Linked DNA regions of Mus musculus: region 2 is linked to region 1. The links are chromatin loops, found by intact Hi-C in ENCODE. Cell type or tissue: gastrocnemius. All regions are shown on one strand. Links, peaks and the distances in the headings refer to the core of each region. The heading gives the core; the rest is flanking DNA.

Region 1 (8,363 bases), core at 190-8,189:
AAAAAAAAAAAAAAAAAAAAAAGGTCTCTATGAGTTCAGGGCTAGCCTGAGCTCCAGGATAGCCAGGGCTACATACTGAGACCCTGTCACAAAAACAAAAACTCGGGAAAGAAAAGGAGAACATGGGGGATGCCCAGCTCGCTCTACGGCTCTTATGAGGATCAGATTTTGCTCTGAACCATAGCCTGCGCCAGCAAGGATGCCTGGTCAGGAGGACACTGGCATTCATATGCAGGTCGCAGACAGCACAGGCTGTGGCAGGAAGAAGCAGTTTCCAGCCTCATCGCAATCACACCCAACATTAAAACACGTCCACAGTCGGTCTCTGGCTGGAATCCCAGCACCGCAGAGGTGCAGGCAGGAGCATGGTGAGCTCAGAACAGCCTGGTGACACAGTGAGGGCCGGGCACGGTGCCGCACGCCTTTAATCCCAGCACTCGGGAGGCAGAGGCATTTGAATCTCTGAGATCAAGGCCAGCCTGGTCTACAGAGAGAACTCTAGGACAGCCAGGGCTACACAGAGAAATCCTGTCTTGAAAAAACAAAATAACAACAACAATAAAAGCCTTCATATTAAATTATATTGTTTCAAATATTTGAAATGAATTTTATAACCTTGCTTTGGAAGCTAATCAGCTATAAGTGAGCTATGTCCTGTGTAACTGTGACATCTCTGCACCCATCCGGAAGAGAGATGAACTCTAACAAACTTTACTAATGCAATGGGCATATTCTGAATATTAAAATCAGTAGTGAGTGAAGACAAGGTGGTATTTTATAAGCACTTGAAATAGCATTTGAAAAGGTTTTATACAATTTTTTTCACAGTCTTGTCATGGTGCTTAAAGTTCTTAGCAGCTAATCACCAGGATGGAGGGCTCTGGCTTCTTAGATGTGTGTGTGTGTGTGTGTGTGTGTGTGTGTGTGTGTGTGTGTGTGTGTGCCTGCCTGTGTGCAGGGATGTGTGTGTGTGTGTATGTGTGTATATGTGTGTGTGTGTGTGCACGCCTGTGTGCAGGGATGTGTGTGTGCATGCGTGTGTGTGTGTGTGTGTGTGCCTGTGTGCGGGGATGTGTGTGTGTGTGTGTGTGTGTGTGTGCCTGTGTGTGTGTGTGTGCCTGTGTGCGGGGATGTGTGTGTGTGTGCCTCTGTGTGTGTGTGTGTGTATGTGCCTGTGTGTGTGTACGTGTGTTGGTTTTCTAGCAATGGAGTTGATACGCAAGACTTGTTTGTTTTTTTAGAACAGAGTTAGCCTATCTGATCAAACAAAAATCACAACCTGAGGGGAGCCAAGGAAGGCATGGAAGGGGCTATATTAAGCATTGGCCATAACTTTGCTTGCATGGTTCATGGCCTCAGGAGGCTCAAGACGACGACGAGTCAAAAGTAACGTGGGAAAGAACCCGAGGGAAAGATCTGTGTTAGCCCCAGTCATGACTGCAGAGACTTGGAAGAAAGGGGGACAAGAATCTTTTGGAAATAACCTAGACAAAGAGCCAGGGATAGAAAGATATATTTTCCTGTCTCACTTACTGTGGGAGGCTAAGGCTAGGCAGAATTCCTGATAAGTCATCTCGAAAAGAGACGTGGGCATGGCTGAGATACTATGCACGTCAGCCGGGGCCGGGGAGAAGCCGGAGCTAAAGCGCTGAGGGTCTGGTCTGTCGGGAAGGCGGACATTACACATGAGTGAAAGGGGCTCTGAATAAAGAGCAGGAAGTTCTAGAAAAGGAAATTAAAGATGGGGATCTGGAAATTAGAAAGTTAGAGGCTGGGGGGATGCTCAGTGGTGAAGAGTAGGCACTGCTCTTGCAGAGGGCCTGGGGACCTTGTCAAGAAGGTCACAAACGCCTGTAACTCCAGCTTCAAACCTTCTCCTGAATTCCTCGGACAGTTCACATAGGCTCGAGCACACACTCTCGCCCCCTCCCCATACACACACACACACACACACACACACACACACAAATAACATGGGGTTGAGAATCCAGCTCAGTGGTAGATGCTTGCCTGCACACTGAAAGTCCCTAATTCCAATTCCCAGCACACAGAAAAAGTAACTATAAGAATTCCTTCAACAAGGTTATTGGCAATCTAGACAAAAACCAAAGGTGGTGAGAAATCCATGAACTCGAGGCTGGGCTGACAGAAAACAACCAAATGTAGCACCTTCTAACACCCAAGCCCCCAAACTAAGCACCGAAGGCACGTGGAGTGATATCACATGACTGTGGAGTCCCAGAAAGAGAAGGGGAAATGTCCTAAGAGATAATGAGAATTTCCAAATAATAGAAGAATGAACTTCAAGTTCAGAGAACCTAAGCAGATAAGTATAAAGAAAGCCATACCTATTATCACAGTGAAGCCTGAAGCCAAAGACAAAAGAGCAATTTTAAACAAAATGTTTATTTTAACTTTGGACATATGTGCTTTGCAGCATCCATGTCTGTGAACGATGTGCATGCCTGGTGCCGTTTGGCCCAAAGAGGGCATCAGATACCCTGGAACTAGAGTGGCAGATAGTTGTGAGCTGCCATGTGGGTGTTGGGATTCAAACCCAGGACCTCTGCAAGAGCATCCAGTACTCTTAACTGCCAAGCCATCTCTTCATCCCCAAGAGAACGTCTTTTTTTTTTTTTTCCTCGAGACAGAGTTTCTCTGTGTAGCCCTGGCTGTCCTGGAACTTGCCCTGTAGACCAGGCTGGCCTCGAACTCAAAAATCCGCCTGCCTCTCCTGAGTGCTGGGATTAAAGGCATGCGCCACCACGCCCGGCCCAAAAGAACATCTTAAAAGCAGCCACTAAACAAACAAACAAACAAACAAGCATGCTTGGGCATACCTCAACAGCAAAGTGCTTTCCCAGCATGTATAAAGCCTGGGTTTGAGAGTCAACTATACAAGCACACAGAGGTGCACGTGTGCGCGCCATAGAAACATAAGAAAGCAGCTTTCTGCCAGGCGGTGGTGGCGCACGCTTTTAATCCCAGCACTTGGGAGGCAGAGGCAGGTGGATTTCTGAGTTTGAGGCCAGCCTGGTCTACAGAGTGAGTTCCAGGACAGCCAGACTACACAGAGAAATCCTGTCTTAAAAAAACAAAACAAAACAAAAAAAAACAAAAACAAAAACAAAAACAAAAAAACAAAAAAAAAAAAAAGAAGAAGAAAAAAAGAAAAGAAAAAAGAAAGCAGCTTTTTTCTTTGGCAGAAACTTTGGTTTCTGAGCCCCAGGTGTTTCCCTGCCTTGTAGGTTCACAAGATCACCAAGTGGTCTGGGGGTTATTAGCTTAGATTGCTGTTAGGTGCAAAGCCAATTGGCTAGAACACAGCAATGGCTAGCTCCTGAGAGGCACGGGCCCTCTAGTTCTCCACAGGTGCCAGACTTCCTCTCATGCTGCGTGCTGTGAGGACCTGGCTGCTCTCCTCACCACCCACAAAGCCATCACTTAAAGTTGGGAGAAGGCAAAGCAAAGACTGGGTATGTTACACTAGTCACTAACTTGAATATCCCTCAACATGCGTAAGATTGGCCTGTTGGCTCAGGTCGGTCCTTCCTTCTTTCCTCCCTCCCTCCCTTCCTTCCTTCCATCCATTCTTCCATCTATTCTTCCTTTCTTTGAAACAGAGTCTCACTATGTATCCCTGACTGGCCTAGGACTCACTAAGTACACCACGGTGGTCTTGATTCTTCTGCCTCTCCCTCCGAGTACTGGAATTGAAGGTGCTTAGCTCTCTTGAAGCTAAGTGAGAGGAGGAGAGGAGAGCTGGCCCAGCAGCCAGGACTCAGCTGAGGAATGCTTATGGCTGCTTCCCAATAACTTGAGGTTGGGAAATTTAGGAAGATTCAGGTGCCTGCCCTCTCCGGTCACTGCCATGCTTCCGAAGAGAGGCCCTTTATTGTAGAAGCCACTAGGAGGCAGCAGAGTGCTTGTTTAAGAGACTCAAGGGCCTGCCTGGGGAGGGGTGACATTACAGGAAGCTTAGGAACTGCCTAAGGTGTACCTCAGGGCTCCAACTGGGAAGGTGCTGGGCTGCCAGTGAAGGGCGAGGTCAGCAAAGGGAGAGTGAAGGCACAAAGGCGAACTTCTGTACCCTACAGATGATTAGCAGTGGCCAGTCCTCTCTCCTTCAGCCTTGGGCCACTTCCTCTTTGCCTGGCTATCAAACACATGCCACACCATCATTCATTCATTCATTCATTCATTCAACAAATATCCCTTTAGCACCCAATACTAGGCATCCTGCTCAGGAGACTGAGCACACAGTAGAAACCAAGTCAAGTTCTTCTGAAGGTATAGACTGCCTGCTCCTCCCTCCCACGGGACCGGTTGAGCCGCATCTGCCATCATCTTGCCCCTGCTGTGCTTCTGCTTAGAAAGCAGACTAGATTAAATGACTTTGTATTACGGCTTGTATTTACTGTTTTGAGACAGGGTCTCACTAGGTAGGCCTGGGTGGCTTGGAATCTGCTCTGTGGACCAGGCTGGCTTCGAACTCAGTGATCCACCTGCCTCTGCTCTCCTGAGCGCTGGGATTAAGGGATGCACGACCACATTCAGCTACCAGCTGACTGCTTAATCACTTTCTGAACACCTACTGTGTGTTGTCGTGTGTTGTACCACACACTGAGGACATAAATATGAACAAAACACTTCCGATGGGTGAGCTTGTCACAACCACAGGGGCGTGGCTATAAGTTCTGAAACATTACAAAACCAAAACTAATGTTCTTAGGCTCCTGAGAACTCACCATCCATGCATCCTTCCAGCTATCCATCTGTCCATCCGTCCGTCTGTCTGTCCAACCACTCATTCAGCAATGGGCTCCTGACTGTGTTGTGCTGAGACGATTTTCTTAGTCATGACACTGAAATGCAATGTCTCTGTCTTCTCTGGGTGGGAAGGTGTGCTGGGCCCGCAGAGCTGGAGAGCGGCCTTCAGGTGTGAGGTAAGGCCCAGGCAGGAGAGGCCTTCAGGGCTCAGAGGGATTTCAAGCAATGTTGAGTTGGGAAAGATAGATCTGCCACAGGGAGAACGGTGGACAGACAGACCCTTGTGCTAACTGAAGGGTAGACAGACAGGGAAACCATCAAGAAGAATAAAGCTCATTTTATATCCTCAAAGGTTTTCAGCCAAGTGAGAGACAGACTAGTTATCCTTGCCTCTCTCTCTGTAGTCTCCCCTCACTCCTGGCCTGCCTCCACTGTTGTCTCCTGCCTGCATTCCTGGGGGGGGGGGACACCCCACTGCTAGGACTCTCCCAGGATGACCTTGCCTTGCCCTGGGGCTGCAACTGTCAGGCTGATTCCTCCATGTACCTCCAGTTCTATCCTGAGTCACGGACCTGGACAGCACACATACAACTAAACAGCCCTCTCTTTTAAACATTTTACGGATTAGGTTTGTTCATTTTACATTTTGTGGGGTTTTTTTTTGTTTTTGTTTTTGTTTTTTTTTTTTTTTTTTTTTTTGAGACAGGGTTTCTCTGTATAACCCTGGCTGTCCTGGAACTCACTTTGTAGACCAGGCTGGCCTCGAACTCAGAAATCCACCTGTCTCTGTCTCCCAAGTGCTGGGATTAAAGGCGTGTGCCACCACCGCCCGGCTACCTTTTGTGTGTTTTTCGTGCATGGTCCTGTGTGCAGTGCATGTTTGTTTGTGTGTGTACCATGTGTGTGCTCAGTGCCACAAAGGTCAGAAGAGGGCATTGGCTCCTCTGGAACTGGATAGATGGATGGTTGTAAACCACCGTTGTGGGTTCGAGAAATCGAACACACAACCAAACACAAACATGTCAGACGATGGCCGCTGGTACCTTCGCTCAGTTCATCCAAACCAAGCCTGTTTCCACCTCAGCCAAAGCCTGCGTTTCTTTCTTTCTTTTTTTGGTTTTTTCTAGACAGGGTTTCTTCTGTGTAACCCTGGCTGTCCTGGAACTCACTCTGTAGACCAGGCTGGCCTCGAACTCAGAAATCCACCTGCCTCTGCCTCTGGAGTGCTGGGACTAAAGGCGTGCGCCACCACTACCTGGCAACTCTTTTCTTAAAATCACTCTATAAAGCTTTTATGCCAGCTCTTCTTCCAGCTGGCTGTACGGCACCCACTACTTGGATGCGCTGTATAATTGATTGGTCCTGTGCTGTTAAGTGACTGGATGTTTTCTAAACCTTTTCTACCAATGCTTTAACTTTCTATATAGTTTATCACCCATACATTCAGGTGTGCTGGATCAAAGGTCATACGGAGCTGTAATTCCAACAAGCAACGGACAATTTGCCCTTTGACCCACCATCAAGCGTTTGAAATTGTTGCCGGTTTATGGGTGAGACATATTTAAATGTAATTTCAATTTTCTTATGAGGGACTTGAGCATTTTTTTTTTTAATATGTCTGAGGGCCATTTATCTTTCCTTTTCTGTCAGCAACCCATTTGTAGGAGTTTTATTCTTTTTCATATCGATTTGAAAGGATTTTGCATACATAAAGCAAGTTAGCTCCTGTCTGTTGGATGAGCTACAGGCACCCCCTTGGTTCGCCATTTGTCTTTGTTTATGGTGTGCTTTCACCCTGCAGAAATTATAGATTTTTTTCTGATGACAGAATTTGTCTTTTCCTACGCTTTGAGAAATCTTGTACCACGTGAGAAATACTTTCCCCACTCTGACGTTATAAATTTGTAATTCTACTCTTTTGTATTTATTTAAGTACAATTGATTCCTGTAGAAGTGATTTAGTGAAGCAGAGAGGCCGCATTATTTTTTTCCAGGTGGCTGCACAGTCGTCTCAATAGTACTTACTGAATAATCTAGCCTTTCCCTGCTGACAGACAATGCTATCTTTATAATATACTACATTTTTTTTTAACGTCTTGGATCTATTTCTGGACCATTCTGTTCTCTTGATGGAGCCGCTTATGCACGCACTGGCATTCTCTGGAGTTCACCGTGCTATGTGGGAGAGCTTCCTCCCCCTCATTAACCTTCCCTTTCAGCACGCTCCTGGCTAGCTTGCTGTTGTTGCCGCTGTTTAAATCGGTATAAATTGACACGTGAACTTTACATTCAGGTTATGGAGTCTATTGGTATTTTTATTAGGCCATATTAAATTTATAGATTAATTTATGGAGAGCTGACATCTTTATGATAGCGAGTCTTTCTACTTCAAGATATACTGTGCCTTCCTAGTTGTCCGAGCTTCCTGGTGTCCTTCACAAGCATTTTTAATGTTAAGTATCTAGATCTAACATATTCATATCTAGATTGTGACTATGTAGTCAGCTTTGTTATTTCAATTGAATATCACATATTTTATTTCCTTTACACCTTTTAAAGTGTGCATTAACTTATGTCTGTTTTGCTTAAAGCATCAAGCCTGATGATCCGAGTTAGACTCCATGTGCATGTGTGCACATACACGCACAAACACATGCCTAAATAAATAAATAAAGTGAAACATGTCTTATTTGTATTAATTTTTCAGTGGATGTTGTTGGACTATCCAAATAACCTATTGTCTTAATTTGCTTTCTATTGTGATGATAAAGATGATGAGCAAAAGCACATCAAGGGGCTGGAGAGATGGCTCAGCAGTTAAGAGCACTGACTGCTCTTCTAGAGATCCTGAGTTCAATTCCCGGCAACCACATGGTGGCTCACAACCATCTGTAATGGGATCTGATGCCCTTTTCTGGTGTGTCTGAAGACAGCAACTGTATACTTTACATACATAAGATAGATAAATAAATAAATAAATAAATAAATAAAGCACATTGGGGTGGATAATTTATTTATTTATTTGGATCGCAGGTCCATCCTCAGGGGAAGTCGGGCAGGAACTCAAAGCAGGAACCTGGAGGCAGAAACTGAAACAGGGGCTGTAAAGGAATACTGCTCCCTGGCTTGCTCTTTATGGCTTGCTTAGCCGGTTTTCTCAAACACCCAGAGCCATCTGCCCTATATGACCCTTCCCCACTGTGGGCAGGGGTGGGGGTGGGGTTCAAGCAGGGTGGGGGTGAGGGAGGGGTGGGGGAGGGGTGGGGCCCTCCCATGGCAATCAGGGTGGGGCCCTCCCATGGCAATCAGGAATCAGGAAAATGCTCACAGACCTGCCCAAGGCCACTCTGATGGAGGCACTTTCTCAGTTGAGCTTCTCCCCAAATAACTCTACCTTGGGTCAAGCGGCCAAAAACCTAAAAAGGAAGGATATCGTCCTAAATATTTTAATTCTTTATTTTTTTTATATCTCATTCTTTTCTCTTCTGTAATTATATAGGCAAGTACTTTAAATTGAAATAGCTACAGGAGCAAACTTTGTCACACAACTCACTTTAAAGGGAGTGATTTTTTTTTTAAGTATAATTATGAAC
Region 2 (8,363 bases), core at 143-8,142, 150 kb after region 1:
AGGAGAGGAGGGGAGAGGAGAGGAGAGGAGAGGGGAGGGGAGGGGAGGGGAGGGAAGGGGAATAAGAGCAAGAGAGCAAGAGGAGTGAGAGAGCAAGGAGGGGCCAAACAGCCCCCTCTTAAAGTATGCTGCTATCTTTTCTGTTGCTAGGTAACTGGGGAGGAGTCTAGCCTGAAGGTCAGAAGCTTGGGACATTGCCTATGTGACTACTAGCCATGCTTCTCTTGTGGGGGTGGTGGGGGCTGTGGGGGCGGTAACTTCGACAGAAGCCAGGGTTCCAGGAGACATGAGAGAACTCCTTCTGTCCCATGTAGGTGAATTATCACCACCGGGTCCCGGAGTTCAACATCTAGCCTCAACTGGAAACCAGGCTGTCTGTGCACAGCCCAATGTCCCACACTCCTCCTCCTCCTCCTCCTCCTCCTCCTCCTCCTCCTCCTCCTCCTCCTCCTCCTCCTCCTCCTCCTCCTCCTCCTCTTCTTCTTCTTCTTCTTCTTCTTCTTCTTCTTCTTCTTCTTCTTTAGTGTGTATGGGTTTTTTGCCTATGTGTATGTCTGGGCACCCACCTCTCTGGTATCTGATGTTCATGGAGGCCAGGAGATGATCCCTGGAACTAGAGTTACAGACATTGTGAGCTGCCATGTGGGTGCTGGGAATTGAACCTGGGTCCTTTGGAAGAGCAGCCAGTGCTCTTAACTACTGAGCCGTTTCTCAACCTAACTTTGGTTTGCTGTTGTTGTTGTTGTTGTTGTTGTTGTTGTTGTTGTTGTTTTTGTTTGGTTTTTCAAGACAGGGCTTCCCTGTGTAGCCCTGGCTGTCCTGGAGCTCACTCAGTAGACCAGGCTGGCCTTGGACTCAGAAATCCTCCTGCCTCTACCTCCCAAGTGCTGGGATTAAAGACATGCGCCACCTCTGCCCAGCTCTAACTTTGTTTTTTTAAGCCAGTCTTTTTTTTTTTTTTTTTTTTCCATTTTTTATTAGGTATTTCGCTCATTTACATTTGCAATGCTATACCAAAAGTCCCCCATAGCCACCCACCCCCTCTCCCCTACCCACCCACTCCCCTTTTATGGCCCTGGCGTTCCCCTGTACTGGGGCATATAAAGTTTGCGTGTCCAATGGGCCTCTCTTTCCAGTGATGGCCGACTAGGCCATCTTTTGATGCATATGCAGCTAGAGTCAAGAGCTCCGGGGTACTGGTTAGTTCATAATGTTGTTCCACCTATAGTGTTGCAGATCCCTTTAGCTTCTTTGGTACTTTCTCTAGCTCCTTCATTGGGGGCCATGTGATCCATCCAATAGCCGACTGTGAGCATCCACTTCTATGCTTGCTAGGCCCAGGCATACTCTGACAAGAGACAGCTATATCAGGGTCCTTTCAGCATAATCTTGCTAGTGTATGCAATGGTGTCAGCATTTGGAAGCTGATTATGGGATGGATCCCCGGATATGGTAGTGTCTACATGGTCCATCCTTTTATCTCAGCTCCAAACTTTGTCTCTAAGCCAGTCTTTCAGTGGCTTGGAATGCACTAAGTACGCTAAGCTGACTGGCCAGTGAGCCCAAGAGACCCATTGATCTCCAGCTCCCCAGCAGTGGAACCGCAAAGTGGACCACAACGCCCAGCTTTTCACTATGGCCTAGGGATCAAACTCAACTCTTCTTGCTTACAAGGTAAGAGTGTTACCAAGTGAGACATCTCTACAGTCTGTTATTCTACCTCCAAACATTATGGTGGCAGTCCAAATGGAGTCTTAAAAGATAGTTTCAGGGCTGGAGAGGTGGCTCAGCAATTAAGAGCACCAGCTGCTCTTCCAGAGGTCCTGAGTTCAATTCCCCATGCCCTCATGGTGGCTCACAACCATCTGTAATGAGATCTGATGTGTCTGAAGTACAGCATACTCATATATAAACAAACAAACAAACAAATAAACAAATAAATAAATATTTAGAGAGAGAGAGTCACCTGCCTCTCCCTTTTAAATGCTGGGAGGAAAGCAATATACCACCCCAGTCAGCTCCAACATTTTTTAAATATTTACTTTCTTTTATATATGTAGGTGGTTTTGCATGCATGTCTGTACGTCTGTACCTCACATAACATACATGCAGTGCTCACAGAGACCAGAAAAGGGTGTTGGATCGTCTGGAGCTGGAATTACAGAGATTGTGAGCCACCGTGTGGGAGCTGGGGACTGAACCCAGGTCCTCTGGATCGATAGTCTATTTAAGGAGCTCAACTGGCTTCGCCTTTACCACGTTGCAGATAACAGAGCTGAGATCCAAGCCTGGCAAACCAGAGCACAGCTGTGGTTCCAATACCTGGGAGGCTGAGGCTGGATGCTCAAGTTCAAGGGTAATGTGGCCTATGTGGCAAAATCCTGTATCAGAAAACAAAAGAGCAGAGCTGGGTATAGACCTTCATTGCCCAGCATGCTATAGGCCCTGGGTTTAATCTCCAGCACTGCAAACAAACAAACAAGCAAGCAAGCAAACACCGTCGACGTAACCTTTAGTGAATTTGTCCCTCTGTGAGGGATGACGTAATGCTGCTTTGCTGTGACCTGGGTTTTGATTCTGACATCGCCAATACTTTTGTAATACAACACTTCAATGGTAACGGCTAACCTAAAACCTTAGCATGCTCTTTCATTTCTTTTTGTTTGTTTGTTTGTTTGTTGTTTTGTTTTGTTTTGTCTTGTTTTTCGAGACAGGGTTTCTCTGTGTAGCTTTGGCTGTCCTGGAACTCACTCTGTAGACCAGGCTGGCCTCGAACTCAGAAATCTTCCTGCCTCTGCCACCCAAGTGCTGGGATTAAAGGCGTGAGCCACCACTGTCGGGAGGCTCTTTCATTTCTGCACTCTGTCGTAATTTACTTTTTTCCAAGAATTATTTGGGCACGGCCAGGACCATGGCTGAGTGTATTAAAGAGATTGTCTTAAAAGCCTGGTGATAGGGGCTGGAGAGATGGCTCAGCGGCTAAGAGCACTGACTGCTCTTCCAGAGGTCCTGAGTTCAATTTCCACAACCACATGGTGGCTCACAACCATCTGTAATGGGATCTGATGCCCTCTTCTGGTGTGTCTGAAAATAGCGACAGTGTACTCACATATATACAATAAGTAAATCTTTGGGGGTGGGGGGTGAAACCTGGTGATTTGAGTTCGATCCCTGGAAGACTCGGTAAGAAGGGAGTCCCATCACCTGAATGCTGGTCTATAACCTCTCTATGTGCATTGTAGCACGTATGTGTCTGTGCACACGCACATACACAGATCTGCACACATACACCATCATCAGCATTATCATCACACACACACCACACGGGCACACAATGGTAATAATAATATATATGATTCAAAATAAACATAGCCAACCATGGTGGAGGCCACATATAATTTCAGCACCTGAGAGGTTAAGGTGGAAGATCATAAATCTGAGGCCCATTGGACTACGTACCAAAGAATACTGCCTCGCTGCTCTAACAGTGTTTTATAATTCATAAAGCACTCTCGGCAAATCCTCTCCTCTGACTGTTTCATCACCCCCGTGATGCAGACCACATTATCCCCACGTAGGAAACAAGAAAACTAAATCTCGAACCGGTTAAATAATTTATCCAAGACTACAGATTTATTAAACGGTCTGTTCTTTGCTTTGGAAGAAGATAACTCTTGTCCTTAAGGAGTTTGATGACGTTAAGGAAAGACTTGTAAACCTGAGATGGAGCAATTACACAGCAGCGTGTGAGAAACCACTCCAGAGACCAGCACAGCTTAAACAACAGTCTAAAGGAATTCAGGGCAGGGGAGAGATTACTGAACGTCGAACTAATCAGCGAGGGGATAACCCTTAAGCCAGGTCATAAAAGACGTTGGAAGAGTCAGACTAGCAGACCGAAAAAGAATTGCAGGAAAGAGCAGTGACGTCAGCAAAGATAGGAACATCGAAGCAGCAAATGGCCTGACAGAGAACTGGAGCCTGAAGGGCCTTAAGCAGCCGGATGCTGCCCTGGTGAAAAGACAAGAGTGTTCCTACTTTCTGTGCCTGAGCTAAGCGGGTCACCGCTGTGGGGGTCACAGGAAGGAATGAGAGAAAAAACAAAACAAAACCACATCAAGTCCGAAGTGGAGAAGTGACTGGAGCCATGATGACTCCTAGATCTGTGCATGCAGCCCAGCTAAGCAGAACTCGCTGAGTTTCCAAGTCCTTCCTCGTTTGCTCCAAGCCCTTGTTTGGTTGCTTTTTAGTTTTGTCTTTGTTTTTTGCTTCTCTAAACAGAATTTCCCTAGCTGTCCTGGAACTCACTCTGTAAACCAGGCTGGTCTTGAACTCAGAGATCTGCCTGCCTCTGCCTCCTGAGTGCTGGGATTAAAAGTGTGAAACACCAGGCATTTATTTATGTATTTATTTGCAAATTTATTATTTCATGTATATGAGTACACTGTCATTCTCTTCAGACACACCAGAAGAGGGCATCAGATCCCATTACAGATGGTTGTGAGCCACCATGTGGTTGCTGGGAATTGAACCCAGGTCCTCTGAAAGAGAAGTCAGTGCTCTTAACCACTGAGCCATCTCCCCAGCCCCTATTTATTTATTTCAAATGTGTGTGTGGTGTTTCCCTTAAGTCTGCGTCTTGTGCCTGCAAAGGCCAGAACAGCTTTGCTGTCAGCCTCAGTTTTGCTTTAGCTCCTGCCCCATGTACATACACAATTTTTAAAAAAAGATTTATTCATATGCATGTACATCGGCACACCAGAAGAGGGCATTGGATCCCCTGGGACTACAGTTACAGATGGTTGTGAACCACCATATGAGTGCTGGGATTTGATCTCAGGACCTCTGGGAGAGCAGCCACTGCTCTTAACCACTGAACCATCTCTCCAGTCCCATACACATAAGTTTAGAGCTAGAAAGATAATGGTCAAGAGTCTATACTGCTCTTGCAGAGAGCCCACATTGGTTCCCAGTATCCATGTCAGGTGACTACAGGTGACCACTTGTAGCTCCAGCTCCAGGGCATCTAACATCCTCTTTTGACCTCCTTGAGCACCCTGCATTCACATGTTCATGTTCCCAACGCACACACACACTTTTTTTTTTTTTTTTTTTTTTTTTGGAGACAGGGTTTCTCTGTATAGCCCTGGCTGTCCTGGAACTCACTCTGTAGACCAGGCTGGCCTCGAACTCAGAAATCCGCCTGCCTCTGCCTCCCAAGTGCTGGGATTAAAGGTGTGCGCCACCACGCCCGGCTACACGCACACTTTTTAAAAGGTAGATAAATCGATAGATAAAAGCCACGTTTTCAAGTATAACTGAGAAGGTCTGGAATGTAATGGGTTAAAATTGTTCCTTTTCAACCCTCCCAGACAAGACAGAGATTTTATCCTGTTTCACCTTGTATGTGCGGTTTAAACTGCCAAAGTCCAAAGTCCTTGCTTAGAGTTATCACCTTTTACAAATAAATGGAGGGGCAGATAAAGTTTGGATGCACATTTGAGACAAAGGAAGAGAATGGGGTGGGGGAGAGGTGGGGTGGGGGAGGGGGACAAAGGGGAAAAAAAAACTTAAATGACATCTCATTCAGCTAGGACACCACATAAATTTTTTACTTTAGCAAAAGCAAAACAAAACTAAACCCAGCCAACAAAAGAGCTGAATGTGGTTCAGTCCCTGTGGTGGCCTAAGGATCTCGGAAGATAACCGGCGCCTGAAACAAAGGGAAAACAAGGTCAGGGTGCACAGACCGGGTCAGAGGACAGCTCTCAGTGGTTTGCCAACCTTGGGGAATCTGGGGATTCTACTCAGGCCACCAAGCTGCACACGTGGGCCTTTATCCACTGAGCCCAAGCAGAATGAAATGGACAGATCTCCCAGGGAATTACAGGGTGACTGAGACCTGCCCTTTAAAGACCTGGAGCCCGTCTTTAACAACACTCATTTGGCTTCACAATTGCTCCGTCCTTTTCACACACACATACACACACACACACACACACACACACACACACACACACACACACACACAGAGAGAGAGAGAGAGAGAGAGAGAGAGAGAGAAGGTGTTTGTGTATCAAACTCTGGAAATTATCCTCCTAAGAAAGGGGCAACTTCCAGACGTCTTAAAGCATAGGCAGAAGTGGGCGTGGAGAGACGGCTCAGCAGTTTGGAGCACTGACTGTTTTCCAGAGGATTGTGGGTTCAATTTCCGGGACCCGCATGGCAGCTCACAACTGCCTCTGAGGGTACTGTACATGCGTGCTACACAGACATACGTGCAGGCAGAACACTCATACACATTAAAAAGTAAAAGTAAATAAATACCAACACATTTAAATTTTTATCTTGAAAAGTGAAGGGCGTGGAAAGGGCCATGCTTTGTTTGCCCTTTGACAAACTGTAGTCTGGCTAAGGCAAAACATAATGAATGAATGCAAAATAAAAAGCTATACCTTCTGGGGCTGGTGAGATGGCTCAGCGGTTAAGAGCACTTCCAAAGGTCCTGAGTTCAAATCCCAGCAACCACATGGTGGCTCACAACCATCCGTAACGAAATCTGATGCTCTCTTCTGGGGTGTCTGAAGACAGCTGCAGTGTACTTACATATAATAAATAAATATTTAAAACAACAACAAAAAACAAACAAACAAACAAACAAAAAACCGATACCTTCAGCTAGCTTGTTAAAATCAATTAATTGTATGAGTGTTCTATCTGCATGTACACCTGCATGCCAGAAGAGGGCATCAGATCCCATTATAGACGGTAGTGAGCCACACGTGGTTGCTGGGACCTCTGGAAGGAACCACTTAACCTCTGAGCCATCTCCCAGCCTCGGTTAGCTTCTTGGGACCACCCAGCATAAAAGAAGAAAAGAAAATGGGGCTGGAAAGATGGCCCAGTGGTTAAGAGCTCTGGCTGCTCTTCCAAAGTATCTGGGTTTGTTCCCATCATCCACAGGGTAACTCACAACCATTTTGCAACTCCAGCCCCAAGGAATTCCCTGCCCTCTTGCCCCTTCCGGGGATGGGGGTGGGGGTACTGCATGCATGTGCTATGCAGACAAACATGGCTGCAAAATACCCATACACATAAAACAAAAATAAAGGTAAAAAAGAAAAAAAAAATTAAGAGAACCATTACAGATTAGTCACAAACACAGCTTTAACAAGCGGTGCCGGGAGAGGGGGCGTGGCTTAACTACCCAGGCTCCATTAGCGCACCTGGGTTTGAGTCTCCGCACCACCTGACCCACGCTGGGAGGTGGGCATAGCAATTCAAAGCCATTCTCAGCTACATACATGAGATCCTGTCTCAAAACAAACAAACAAGCTAGAAGCTCAAAGAATAACAGGCATACGAGCCAAAAAAAAAAAACAAAAAAAAAAAAAAAAAAAAACAAAGAAAGGGGGAGAGAGGGAAAGAGAGAGGGGAAGAAAGAAAAGAAGAGGGAACACTAATAAATTCTGGCGCTGCTTGATTTAAAGGATGATATATTGTCCAGACCTTGAGAACTTAATAGCCCCCACGGTACCCTGTTCGGTCTGAACACGCTGCGAATTGCATTAGTTCTGGACACCACGATTTAAGAGCAATATTGACAAGGGCTGTAAAAATGTTCGTGCCCTTTGACCTAGTAATCTCACTCATGGGAATTTATTCTAAGGGGATAACTCAAGAGAGTAGATGAATCTGAGATTGTAGCGTCGACAGACAAACATAGCATTCTTTACTATATAGGCATACCTACATGTACAGGTATAAAATAAAGGTTTCTTCAAAAAGGATGTTTGAATGGCTTTAAGATGTGAATTATTTAAATATAAAGGAAATACGATGATGCATGCGATAACATTGGTGAACCCCAAGAAAATCAGGAAAGAAGCCCGACACTCACAAAGGGCAACATATTATCTGATCCCATTTATATAAAAATATCCACGATAGAGCTAGGCGTGGCGGCTCGTGACTGTGATCCTGGCACTTGGGAAACTGAGGCAGAGTGATTGGCAGGCGTTTGAGGTCATCGCAAGCTACATAAGTTCCATGCCAGCCTGAGCTATGCTGTAAGAGCCTGTCTCAAAAGACAAACTGGATAAATCTGCCATGGTAGAGCATGTCTGTCATACCAACACTTGAGGAGCTCAGAAGTTTAAGATCATAGCCTTGGATATAAGAGACCCCGTGTGGAAAAAAAAAATCAAAATAAAATAAACCCCAGAAGGTGAACAAGCATGAGGACTAAGGACAGAGATAGAGAAGAGGAAAGACCTAGAAAAAAATAAGTTAGTTAATTAATTAAAGCGAACATCAGAGTAAGCAATTCTATGGAAGCAGAGCACAGAGAACACAGATTGCCA

The links. Peaks named below come from ENCODE experiments on the same cell type or tissue, not always from the same donor. Only the 100,000 strongest peaks of a DNase experiment are listed, where the experiment ranks them.
Region 2: a loop joins it to region 1, with 14 times the contacts of the local background. A loop is called at or near these places in 1 of 42 quality-filtered maps.

The regions. Positions count from the first base shown.
Region 1 is chr15:99,261,448-99,269,810 of GRCm38, reverse strand. It overlaps 1700120C14Rik (RIKEN cDNA 1700120C14 gene), which reads right to left. Exons shown (of 3, transcript NR_045627.2): 2 at 8,103-8,186; 3 at 7,770-7,859. Among named protein-coding and RNA genes, the nearest start is that of Gm25999, 11 kb to the right of the region's middle. In gastrocnemius, for the core only: no CTCF peak of the experiment used is centred there; a DNase peak (open chromatin) is centred at 3,929.
Region 2 is chr15:99,112,290-99,120,652 of GRCm38, reverse strand. No RefSeq gene overlaps it. Among named protein-coding and RNA genes, the nearest start is that of Spats2, 10 kb to the left of the region's middle. In gastrocnemius, for the core only: CTCF peaks have their summits at 3,194 and 6,727 (motif pointing right); no DNase peak of the experiment used is centred there.